2 separate regions of the Mus musculus genome follow, and region 2 is linked to region 1. A link is a contact called in ENCODE Hi-C data. All regions are on one chromosome and are shown on one strand. The core of a region is the stretch at or near the end of the contact, and the rest is flanking DNA. Distances in the headings are between cores, read along the strand shown.

Region 1 (6,880 bases), core at 2,750-5,249:
CAATATGAAATCATGATGACTCAAGGGGAACTGAAGAGATAGATTAGATGATAAAGTGCTAGATTTGTATCCATGAGGACTTGAAATTGATCCTAGACAAGAAGGAAGAGGAGGAGGAGAAGAAAGAGGAGGAGGAGAAGAAGGAGGAAGAGGAAGAGGAGGAGGAGGAAGAGGAAGAGGAGGAAGGGGAAGAGAAGGAAGGGGAAGAGGAGGAGGAGGCAGTAGCTGCCAGGCACAGTAGTACATACTCATGACCCCCATACTGGGGGAGCTCTCTGAAGCTCACTGGCTAGCCTGTCTGGTAGAATTGGTGAGTTCTAAGCTTAATAAGAGACCAGCATCCTGAGGAATGATACTCAAGGTTGACCTCTGACCTCCATACACATGTAACCATATCCCCGACATACACACACACACACACACACACACATATACACACACACACACACAGGCACACACATGCACACACAGGGATGGCTGAGACTGAAGGACTACAGAGGTATTTTTAATTGAGTGAATACAAAAGTAGTTCAATCCTATGCCCACTGACAATCTCTTTCTCCAGGCTTCTGGAATCCCGGGGCAGACAGGGATTTTGCGCTGGTAACAAGCGGTAGGAAGTAGTGACAGAGACAACAGAGTAATGATCATAACACAGCAGACTGCCCACCCAGGGCCTGGGAGACTGTGGTCCCTGCCTCACCTGCCCAGCACAGCCCGTGCTCACTGGCCCACCCTTGGATGACAAGCTACCCTTTGTGGGTTTTCCCTCACTATATGCTACTGATGTTGTAAAGGGGGTTTGAAAAACAAACCAGATAAAATGTAAACCGCCTCTTCTAGCATCGCTAAGAAGGATGAGAGCTGAATAGACTGTAAGGGTTGAGTGATACTCAGGACTCTAGATACTGGGGATACTAAAGCAGTGAGGCTGGAGTGGGTGAGTGGGTGGAGGAGCACCCTCATAGAGGCAAAGGGGAGAGGGAGAGGGAGGAGAGAGCAGATGAAATGGGGATTTGTGGAGAGGTAACCCGGAAGGGGGTTATCATTTGAAATGTAAACAAACAAAATGATTAATAAAAAAATTTTTTAAAGAATATAGTGTTTAAAGAAGTAATTGGGGTTAGATACATTTTATAAACAGAGGAGTAACAGAAATGCACATACATACTCACATTCCCAAGTTTTATATGACAACTTTTTTGTGACTTTTTAAAAGAGTTATTTATTTATTTTATGCATGCAAGTACTCTGTAGCTACCTTCAGAAGAGAGAGTCAGATCCCATTACAGATGGTTGTGAGCCACCATGTAAATGCTGGGAAAATGAACTCAGGACCTCTGAAAGAGCAGTCAATTCTCTTAACAACTGATCAATCTCTCCAGCCCCTACATGACACCTTTTATTTTGTCCATAATCTACCACAAAAAAAAAAAAAAGTCCAGATGAGGCCCCTGACCTTGGATCTCCAGAACCATGAGTCAGATAAACTCCTTAACTGTATAATTTTCCCACCCTGAGGTACTACATATTAAACTCAGAAAGGGGGTTAGATGCCTGTTCTGCTCAGCTCGGTTTTAGCTTTAACATGAGAAGTCCTCATCAACCCCGGGCTAAATAGAGGGTTGGCCACCTTATGGTTTGGTTTGATCTTCATAACTGTAACCTGTGTCGGGCCCAAATACGACACAGACCTGTACTTCTTAAAGTAGTCTCGGGCCAGTCAAGGTAAATGTTTCATTCCCAAGTCCTCCCACCCCATCCCATCCCAGCCTCCTCACCTCCCATCCAAAAGCTAAGGGGTCTTTCTCCAGCAGACAGAGTTGTGCTGGCCTCCTGCTTCAGCCCCTTGATACTCCCTCAACAGGCACCACCAAATCTACCAGTGACCTCAACCCTTATCATTTGCTGCCTAGGCACTGACAGCAAGCTAGTGGGGTCAGGGGTCAAGGTCAGGTTACTTTAGATGAAGATGTTCATCTCATGTAGCCCTGGGAAAGAGGAACCCCAGGTGAATTATGACAGCGGTCTAAGTTATAGAAACACAGGAAATACGTTCAGCCCAGTCAGTTTTGGAGTTTTGGGTCAGAAACTGGGCTGATTCACCTTTTGAGGGGAAACCAAGTGGGTGCCCTCCTGTCAAGGCACACATCATCCTCTTTCCCAGGAGCCGTTGTGTCTGGAACCCTCATGGTTCTTGGGAAAGCTCCATGGTTGCTGCTGCCAGCCACTAGGAGTGCTCCAAAACCATCAGGAAGAGTTAAGAACAATGCCAACCCTGAAGTTAGCCTTGGCTTGGGCCCTCTCCACAGAACTTTCCGGATTGACAAGGTTAAGAGAATAAAGCCAAGTCAGGATCCTCCAAGAATAATCCTCATCTGGCCTGTGGTTACCTTGATCACTTATGTATCAACTCAAGTGTGAACCTTACATTTGAAACGTTCACAGCCTGAGCCAATCCCCACGTTCTTACCCGAAGGACTAGTAGCAGACCAAGGGGTGATCAGCACCTTCTGAGTCTAGCAGTGACCTTGGACCCCCGAGATTGGCACCCTTTCCCCTAAGGCTCTGGACTCTAACAGGGAAGGCTGAGCAGGCTGTTGCAAGATTGCATCAGTGACCTTTGCAATTTTCTGGCCAGTTGGTTCCCCTTCCTCCCCGCCCCACCCCCTGCTTCAAGCCCTTTGGCCTACCTCTTTCCCTACTTTGTTAACTCAGGTACACCGATAGCCACAGCTAAATTATAGCCCACCCCACCCCCACCCAGGGGATCATATTTAATCTTAATCTAACCAGCTTCCAGAGAGTGTCCTCCGTCCTGGATCCCCACTCTAAGGGCACACTCTCCCAAACCTGAGAAGGGTGGCATGGAATCACTGTAAGAGGGTGAAATACTTTCATTACAGACAATTTTTTCCACGGGCCTTCTTTAAGGCTTACCGCCAATTTCACTTCTCAAGTAAACATAGAAGAGAAGGCAATTTGTGTGTGCGTGTGTGCATGTGTGTTGTGTACAAATATATATGACCCACACAGCCTAACACATACTAGGCAAGCACTCCACCACAAAACCACATCTATAACCCTCTATATTTTGATTTCTGACACAAAATCTCAGTTTATTCAGGTTATGCTCAAACTCACCATCCTCCTGCCTCTTGCTGGAATTACAGATATGTGCTTTGGGTTTAATAACTATTCCCTGTAATACAGAAATAACTATGGAAGCACCTTACTGAGGCTAATTTATTGTCCTCCCTCTCCCCCTCCCCCTCCCCTCCCCTCCCCTCCCCTCCCCCTCCCTCTCCCTCTCCATGTCTCTCTCTCTCTCTCTCTCTCTCACACACACACACACACACACACACACACACACACACCTCTATGCATTAGAAGAAACTCTCAAACCCTCAAAGAAAATCTTTCTATTAGGTAACTAGCAATGTTCCCGCTGTTCTCATGTCTTAGCAAAACCTAACAGCCAAGAAAGCAGCACTCTGGAAGAACATTCTACTCCCTGGAGGTACGGTTTTTCGATTTGGTTTGCCTGCTCACTGCAGGTTCCCTCTGTTGCCTTCCCTTCCACCCACACCCTCCCTGACTGGTGAGAGGTGACCTTTCTGAACGAAAACGAACCCCAGATTCCCTCATTAGGGTCTGTCTCTGTTCCTCCTGGACTACAGGGGAGCTTGGGCCAGGGAACAGAGCAACAGACAAGACTAGAAAGTGTGTCCTGTAAGGGAAGCACGCCACACCGTCACCTGGTGGTCTCCTCTTCAGCTGCACCCTGAAGTGGTGCCTTGGGCTTTCAGTTTTTGCAGCACCAGCGGGCTAGGGTCTCAGGGCGCACACAGCAGGGGCGTGCACTACTCGTGGTCACCTCCCTGGTCCCCCGCAGCGCCCCTCCCGTTCTTCCTTTCCACCCCTCCCCACCCCCACCCCACCCCACCCTCCCCCTCCACCACCACCCCCCGCTGCCACTCCCGCCCCGCTTCTCTTTCTGCAGTCAGGGCTCAGGCCAGTGAGCCAGGAGGCGGATCCCGGACAAAAGATATAAGGACTCTGTTCACAGAGCGCTGCAGCTGCGGAGTGTCCCTCCCAAAGAGCAGCAGCTGAGGGAAGAAGAACGCCAAAGCCAGTCTGACGCAAGGACGCCTGACCTTCTCCAGCAAGTGCTGCCTCTCTTCCCACTGCACCCTAGGTGAGCCTCCAGGCCCGGGAACCGAGGGTGGGCAAGAGACACCAGACCCCCTCCCCCAGCTGCCTTCTCCCCTGGGCTCGAGTTCCCCTAGTCAGCAGCCACCCCCTTTCTGTGTTTAGGGTTCCCTGTTCTCTGCTTCTTTCCCTCACCCGAACTCAACCCCATTCCTCTCTGCTAACTCTGCAGGCCCAGCCACCCACAGCCCAGAGCTCAGATGGAAAGTGTGCAGGAGCTGATCCCTCTGGCCAAGGAGATGATGGCGCAGAAGCCCCGAGGGAAGCTAGTGAAGCTATACGTGCTGGGCAGTGTGCTGGCGCTCTTCGGTGTGGTGCTCGGCCTAGTTGAGACGGTGTGCAGCCCTTTCACAGCCGCCAGCCGTCTGCGCGACCAAGAGGCTGCAGTGGTGGAGCTGCGGGAAGCGTGTGAACAGCAGTCCCTCCACAAGCAGGCCCTGCTGGCAGGAGGCAAGGCACAGGAGGCGACCCTGTGCAGCCGGGCCCTGTCCCTCCGGCAGCACGCCTCTTAAGGCCGGTGACTGACAGAGAAGGGAGACACAGATCATGACCCAGGTGGGCAACAGAGTCACATGCTGTTTCAAGGTGCCACCGAATCCAGAACTGACCCCACACAGATCACCTAAGGGGTCTGGGACTGATTTGCTGCTGTGCAGCACGCACTGTGATTTGCCCTAGGCTGTGCGAGCAATCAAGGAGCTATCACTTTGCATTAGAGAAGGAGACAGGCTTTTTATACAGTTATTTTTATTGTTATTATTATTATTGCAATGACTATCGTTTTGCATTTTGAAATAAAAACCTTTTATACTCTATCTCATTATTTAATTCTTGGGAGGTGAGATGACTCTCTCACCCAGAACTGTGGCTAGTCCTGCTTCATACCTGGGGCTTGAATACTGCCTGGCACAAGACAGTTCTACTCACACAAGAGTGAAACTCTAAACATGGTACAGGAGTTAGCATTTTTTGGATCACAAGATAAATCAATTTCTGACCTTGAGTGAGAGAGAGAGAGAGAGAGAGAGAACCAGTGGATTTCTAGAGCAAAGAAAAAGTTATTTGTCTTTTACTCCATTGTGCTGGAGATTCCTATGGCTGATCTCTCTGCTTAAATATTAGAGTGAGGAGGAGAGGAGACAGGGAAGGGAAGGAGAGGAGGGGAGGAGGTTGGAAGAACAGAGAGAAAGAAAGACAGAAGGAAGAGTGGGGAAGAAGGGAAGAGAAAGAGGAAGGATGGGGCAAAAAAGAAGCCCAGCCAGCTGGTGGGAGCAAAAGCACTCTCTCTCCTAAGAGCACAACTGACCACAGTAAGCTTAGAAAGAGAAAAGACTGTTATTGCAGACTTGAGTCCTCTCCCAGGAGTCAGAGCTGATCTTGTGTCAACAGCTAATTTAGTAACAGTATGAGGCTCCCCAAAGTGTCCTGGGAGGGCCAAGAAGATAGCCTGATGCCACTCCCCAGGGTCTTTAATGTCACCTCTCTAACCAGGTGTGAACATGTTAACTTGACTCTCCAACCTCCCAGCATGCTTTTATACACAGACACCTCCATTCCGTTTAGCTCTGCTAACCCAAACTCTCCCCAGCGCTTCTGGCTCTGATCAACTGTCATCTCTCGCTAAAATCCACCCCCACCCCCCACCCCCCACCCACCCACCCCCCCACACCCCCACCCCCCAGGGAAAGAAGGAAGGGACTGTGAATGAGAAGAACATGTTTGAGTCTTCAAAGGAAAAGCATGTCAGTGACGCCAGTGTTCTTCCTGTTTCCAAATCCAGACACTTGACCTTGTGTCAAGGCAGAGTCCAGCCTTAACTGCCCCAAAGCTCCCAGGAGCAGGGCCAATCCAGCCATTTAGTCAGTCTTATAGATGCCTCTTCCAGAGGCTGCTTGCTCCTCTGCCCACTCACCTTGTCCAGCTCATCTCCTGTATCACCTCCGGTGCTGGTCCCCTTTAGTACCAATCACCTTCCTGTTCCCACACGAGATTCTAGTGTCTCTGTGACCTGCTTCTTTCTACCTCCTGTCTGCCTTTGCAAGCTGCCCAGCATGGACGCTGATACTTTTTTTTATTAGATATTTTCTTCATTTACATTTCAAATGCTATCCCCAAAGCCTCCTATACCCTCCCCCACCCTGCGACCCAACCCACCCACTCCCGCTTCCTGGCCCTGGCATTCCCCTGTACTGGGGCATATGATCTTCGCAAGACCAAGGGCCTCTCCTCCCATTGATGGCCGACTAGGCCATCTTCTGCTACATATGCAGCTAGAGACACGAGCTCTGGGGATACTGGTTAGTTCATATTGTTCCTTCTATAGGGTTGCAGACCCCTTTAGCTCCTTGGATACTTTCTCTAGCTCCTCCATTGGGAGCCCTGTGTTCCACCCAATGACTGTGAGCATCCACTTCTGTGTTTGCCAGGCACCGACATAGCCTCACAAGAGACAGCTATATCAGGGTAATGTCAGCAAAATCTTGCTGGCTTATGCAATAGTGTCTGGGTTTGGTGGTTGTATATGGCATGGATCCCCAGGTGGGGCAGTCTCTGGATGGTCCTTCCTTCCATCTCAGCTCCAAACTTTGTCTCTGTAACTCCTTCCATGGGTATTTTGTTCCCCATTTTAAGAAGGAGCGAAGTATCTACACTTTGGTCTTCCTTCTTC
Region 2 (6,076 bases), core at 1,814-4,313, 43 kb before region 1:
CAATACCCACATCTCCCATTCCCTGTACGTCCCTCTGAATGGGACATGGGACTGAACTACAGAGCTACATGGATGAACTCCTGGTCGAGGCAGAGATAATGGAGAAACGAAGGTGATCAGAGAGGTGATCTGTCTCTGAGTCTGTGCCTATGATCATATGAGCATACCACTTCCCCCAGGCACAGTGTGGCCCTGCCCCAGCTTCCTCGGGCTCCGCATACAAACACCTGTTCTCTCTGAGTAGCCATAACCCCAAATCCTGCCCCAAATCCAAGAGTGCAACCCACAGGGCTCAAAGTTCACTCCAGGGTAGAAGCAAGGCTTGTTGGGCAAGACCACTGGGCTTTGCTGATTCTCTACACATCCCAGGCCTCTGTGTTCCTCTAATCCTCCTCCTCTGTGAGATCTAATCTTCTAATCTCAACTCATCACCTTTCAGATTCAGACTCAGCTCTGTGCAGGGAAGGCCACATGTTGCCCGAGCCAGTGTCACATGCATGGGGACCTTCGCTCAGGTGCACTCTGTGACCATGCTGGACCTGCTCATGAGCTATGGACTCTCTTTTGCCAGCACCATGTTGCCTCTGTGTGCTCACAGCACTGGCCCAGAAAAGAAGGGGAGCTGAGTGTCCTTCTTCCAGGGCCTCAGCTTTCCTCCACACTTCCCATTACTTAGTCCTAGTCAGTGAAGGAACAGCACTCTCTCCGTTCCTGATCACAGCCAAAAATGCCTTAGTAAAGTAGACTGTGCCTGTCCCTCACCAGCCATTTCCCATCCTGGATTTCTCTGACCACCCATCTCCACTTGCTGTACTTCCTGTTCATTTCTGTCGACTATCTATCTTCCCCTTCTACAGTGTATTCTCCAGGAGGACGATGGCTTATATTTCTTCCCCACTGCCTCCCAGCATGGAGAAAGTGCCTGGCACACTGCTAAGCACTTGCTGATTGAATGAATGAGTGAGCGAACGAGCAGTGATTGACAATGCTCAACAAGTGCCAATTATTTTCATCCATGTGATCAATAGCTATTTCTTTACTGACCTCAGCTTGTTTGAAAGGAGTGGAGAGGAAGTAAGGAATCAGGTATTAAGGTTAAGCCATTACCTATGCTACCAGCTGCCCAGGATGCTAAAGCAAGAGGATAGCTTAAACCCAAGTTTGGTGTCAGAGTAGGCAACGTAACAAGACCGGGCTCTCGGGAAAATGAAATTAACTGAGGGAGTTCTGGCCAGGTATCAAGAACTGTATCAGATAATTTCAATATCAGAGCCTATGTAAGGGGCCTGGGTGGCAGAGCAGTTGCCTAGAATACACAAAGCTCTGGGTGTGATCCCTAGGATGGCAAAACCTAGGCATGCTGGTACATGCTTGTAATCCCAGCCCTGAGCAAGTGGAGGCAGGGGGATCAGAAGTTCAAAGTCGAGTCCTTAGGTATACAGTGAGTTCAAGACCAGCCTGAGCTAAATGAGACCTTGTATCAAAACAAAACAAAAAACAAAACAAAACAAAACAAACAAAAAGAAAACAAAAAACAAAAAATCAAAACAACAACAACAACCCAATCAAGTTTCACAGCAGCCCTTTGAGGAAAATAGTATTTATCTGTTTTCCCCCAATAAAGTTGCTGAGCAACAGACATTACCAGAAGCATGCTGTCTCATTCACACAGAACCAAGCAGGGCTCGTGCTGACCCTCAAGATGACCTTGGGGGAACCCATAGCACAGAGAGCACTCTGGGAAGGACCCAACTTCTCCAGCTCTCTCAGCTTAGCTGCCATGGTGATGAGAGATGTGCTACTAGCTGAAATGCCTGGGCATTTAGCGTCATCTTTTCTGGGCAAGAGAAGACTAGGGCAGGAGGCCCCCCTAGACCCTATTTGGTCCTTGGCGAGGGAGTGTGCCCTTCCCCTCACTCTGCCCCGCCTCATATGCATATTTTCCACTTCATTCTGCCTGTACTCAGCACATGTCCGGAGGAGAGACAGGGCCAGCTGCCTTCTGGCAAACGCTGTCACCAGAGCTCCCCACCCCAGGCTGGGAGCTGAGCCCATCCCTTGCTGGCCATGGCAGCACGTAACACAAGGCTCTTTCTTTCTTAGCCTAGGACATTTTACAAGGAGCCAGAGATGGTAGAAATGGCCTTGGTGCTCCGAAATGACAGTTATGTAACTATTAAAGAGTTTATAGAAACTGTGCAATTGTATGGGGAAATGATTACATTATTATGTTTTGTGGGTTAAAGGTAAGCTTAAACTCATACATACAATATGATTTCAGATATAGTTTTTAAGGAACAGACTATGTTGGGAAGAAAATATATCAATATAGTAGGGAAAACACACACACAAAATTGCCAATATTTACCTATTTCAACTGAGAAGCATATAGATCAGTTTATTATCTCTCTAACAGGATTTTAGGTGGCTTTCCCACTTTTCGTTAGTTTGTGATATGTTTAAACTTTTATATAATTGGTATTGACTTTTATATGTAGGAATATAGACAGGATTATAAATAAGATATGTTAAAGATATTCGGTGTCAGTGTGGGCTCGTTGCTCTGAGCTGTCTCAGTCATAAAGACTGCACGGGGGCCTCGAATCATCTCCACCACCCTCCCACGTGAACAAGTACTGATGAGGGATCAGATGGCTTCCTGGGCTCATACACTACGAGCTTCATGTCTGGTAACACGGCTGAAGAGGGAATTGGCTTTGCACTCAAAGGGAAGCTAAGCCCCAGCTTCAGACAGGTATTTTAAGCAGCTCTGCTGTTGACTCGCCAGCAGGATGGGCCTGAAATAGAACAGCTACAATAGGAATTCAATTGAAGACAAGTTGTGTGCCTTCCCCCTGGCCTCAGTTTCCCTTTCCGTGTAATGTGTGTATATGTTAGTGTGTGTGAGTCTCTTCTCACAGGCCCTATGTGCCCCTTTCTCTACAGCAATGGCTGTTCCCAGCAGCTGCTGACTCCCTCCCTGGGTCACGTAGCCAGCATGTTCCCTGTGCGCTATCCAAGGGATGCTGCATTCTTATCAGTCCAGCCTGCCAGGCCTCCAGCCAGTTTGGCTCCTGCTTTCTCTCCAGCTGGAGAGGCTGGACTTTCTCCTGGAGCCTTCTAGAATCTCAGCAATCTGGCTGAAAGACAACCCCTTCCAGAGAGCTAAACTAGGGCAGAGGAATGAACAAGAGCCTATGGGCCTGGATCACAGCAGAGAAGGAAGGAGCGTGCATTGGAAGGCTCTGAAGAACAGTAGGCAAGAATAGGAAAGCAAGCTCTGATTAGCCAAGATGTAGTCCCTTCAGGGATGATCTAGGGGGCTGCTTTGTTTTCATCAAAGCTATCTCCAGGGTCTTGGGCACTAGCCAAGGCCCAAAGGAGGAAACCAGGGACAAAATAAAACGAACCAAAAGCCCTGCTGTCTTGGAGGAAAAAAATCTACAAAAACTAAAAAGGAAATAAAAGTAAAGAAAACACACGTCTTCATGTCAGCTTCATAAGATACATGTGATGCTAAGTTGTCCCTGTTATGACATGGGTTAAAACTCCCTGGACCGAGCTTATCATTCCAGAAAACCACAGAAGCCTGGGTGTCAGCAGGACAAAAGAATCAAGAGGAGAAGACACTGACCAGAGGTCTGATGGGGAATCTGGCTCTCAGGAAAGGAAGAGTTGTGGGAAGCCAGAGAGGGCACCCCACAGCCCTTCCTCAACATGGGGTTGATCAGTCTCCTGAAGTCTCCCTAGAACCAGTAAAAGGCTAAAGTCAGGGCTGGAAGCAGGTACTTGGTAGGAAGAGGCTCCAGGGCAGTTAGCCATTTTCAACTTCATCTCCTTTCTCGTTCAGAGCAAACTGTTTAGACAGCTCTATTGCTGTCTAAACTAAATCGAGAAAGGCGATTTTCCAAAGCTGATTATAGAGCCCAGGTTCACCACATACCCCCAAATTACATTGCAGTACGCCTGCTCTCCTGAGCACTACCGGCATACCTTTGGCTCACCCTTCCAAGACCTCTGATGGGAACATACTACATCTTACATGGTGAGTATCCCCAGTGTACTGGTCAGGAAAGCTAGATGGATGAAGCAGAGACTCATGTACCAGGCATCTGACTCCATACTACCCTGTGCAATTCTGACTAAAGGCATACAGAGGTCATACGGCCACCACTACGCACGAGACTAAGTAGATTTTCTAAACACTGCTCTCCTCTCCTCTTCACCCAAAAAGGGCAGATCCCTCTAAAGCAAAGATGTCCCTAGTGCCAAGAGTGGGAAATCAATTCTACCCCTGACAATGGCTTTCTAAGTCCATGCTGTGGTCACAGAGGCCCTAGCTGGCAGAGACAGGCCTACAGGACATTGCTTGAGGCATGAGGAGAATTTCCTAGAAATGCCAGACCAGTGTCAAAGATTCTAAAGGTGATTAGAACTTCATGACTGTTGAGAGTCATAGTATTGCAGATCCAGAGATAGAAAGGTCTTCCCCATCTTTTGCATTGTACCCAACACCCTCTGATTATCTATCGGTCAAAACCTTCTGAATGCATAAGCTTAGCAGGCAGCAAGCTTCCACGAACCCAGAAGCTGGCAGTGTCATCAGGCAGTTCATGTGACCACTTCCACAGTGTAGCTGTCACTAGGAATGACCTGAATCTGAGTTCCTAGACCGCAGCAACTCATTTGTGACCCAGAATAAAATCTCTCTGACTCCCTTTGAAGGAAGGGCCATGTTGGTTGTTAATAAGGGCCTGAACCCCAGGAATGGTGTATCTCCAGGCCATCCCCTTAGGCCTTTCTCCTCTCTTCTGTCCTTTTATCTCCACAAGCCCATTCCCTTGCCCATAGCAGCCACGATCTAATAGCTTCATACTGTATGTGACCAGGTCCTGCTTCCCTCTGACAGTAACCATTCAACTCCAACATTCATTTTCATTTTTTTCCATCCCCTCAAGGGTGACACTTACTCTCTTGGGACCCTTTGCAAACATTTGCCTATGTCTCTGATATACCAAACCTGTGCTGAGGTCTGACTTGCTGACATTCCCTAAGGGAGATTACATTAAAATAAGGAAATCTGTGGTGCTCACCCAGCACCGTAAAATTACAGCAATCATGGGAGCCTCAGACCTTGAGTCTTTTCAGAGTTGGGGAACAGGAAAGCCAACATTTTGCACGTAGAGACACAAGCTTAAAACCCTACAGAAAGAGGACAGTATCTGTGGCGTGTGTGTGAGAGAGAGACATGATGGTCAACCTTTATTGCCAGCTTTACTGGATTCAGAATCATCTGGGAAGCAAAACTCTGGGTCTGAGCACAAGGATGATTCCTGGCAGTTTTACTGAAGAGGGAAGACCTACCCTGAACGTTGGTGACACCATTCCACAGGCTAGCTCTCAAGACAGAAGGAAAAAGGAAAAGCAAGCTGAGCAGCAGCCTCCCTCATCCCTCATCCCCTGACCGTGGATGCCGCGTGAACAGCAGCCTCACACTCCAGCTGCTGTGATTTCCTCAGCCATGAGGAGTTTGGCTCAAATTGTGAGACAAAATACTCTTCCTTAAAACAACGAGTTAATGAAATAGACCCTTCCTTACGTTGCTTTTGTCCCATATCCTGCCACAACAATAAGACACCTTATATGGTGCTCTGTGTGTGTGTGTGTGTGTGTGTGTGTGTGTGTGTGTGTCCGTGATGTGGTGTGAATGAGAAATGTCTTCCACAGGTGTATGTATTTAAACCATGCAGCACCCATCTGTGCTGCTGTTTGGATCAGGTCCCTTGTTAGAGGAAATATGTCCTCCAGGGACAGGCTTTGAGGGTTTATAGCCTCTCCTCGTGTCCTATTCTTGATTTTGGCTTCCTGTGTATGGGTGAAACATGACCCCTCTGTTTCCTGCTCCTACGACCCTGCCTTTCTTGTCATTATGGACTCTTTCCCTCTGGACAGAAGCTAAAATAAACCCTTTCCTCTTTAAGTTACTTTTGGTCATAATATTTTATCACAGTTACAGAGAAATGGCTAATACAGTGGGTGTACACACATACATACATATGTACATACACTCTCTACC

The links. Hi-C counts contacts between places; a loop is a spot of excess contacts on that map.
Region 2: a loop to region 1 is called in a map of gastrocnemius, with 9 times the contacts of the local background. The contact joins the enhancer-like site here to the promoter of G0s2 in region 1. A Hi-C loop is called at or near these places in 17 of 37 maps with a recorded cell type or tissue (T-helper 17 cell, gastrocnemius, heart and 3 more).

What each region holds. Positions count from the first base shown.
Region 1 is chr1:193,270,307-193,277,186 of GRCm38, reverse strand. It overlaps G0s2 (G0/G1 switch gene 2), which reads left to right and starts at 3,999. Exons shown (of 2, transcript NM_008059.3): 1 at 3,999-4,198; 2 at 4,385-5,027. The coding sequence starts at 4,413. The coding sequence ends at 4,724.
Region 2 is chr1:193,313,160-193,319,235 of GRCm38, reverse strand. The region is part of intron 3 of Lamb3 (laminin, beta 3); the gene reads right to left. Among named protein-coding and RNA genes, the nearest start is that of Lamb3, 14 kb to the right of the region's middle. Within about 2 kb of position 3,063, at least 3 of the 3 ENCODE cell types and tissues checked have a DNase peak (open chromatin) inside an H3K27ac peak, as active enhancers do; they include gastrocnemius, heart and left cerebral cortex, where a contact is called at or near this core.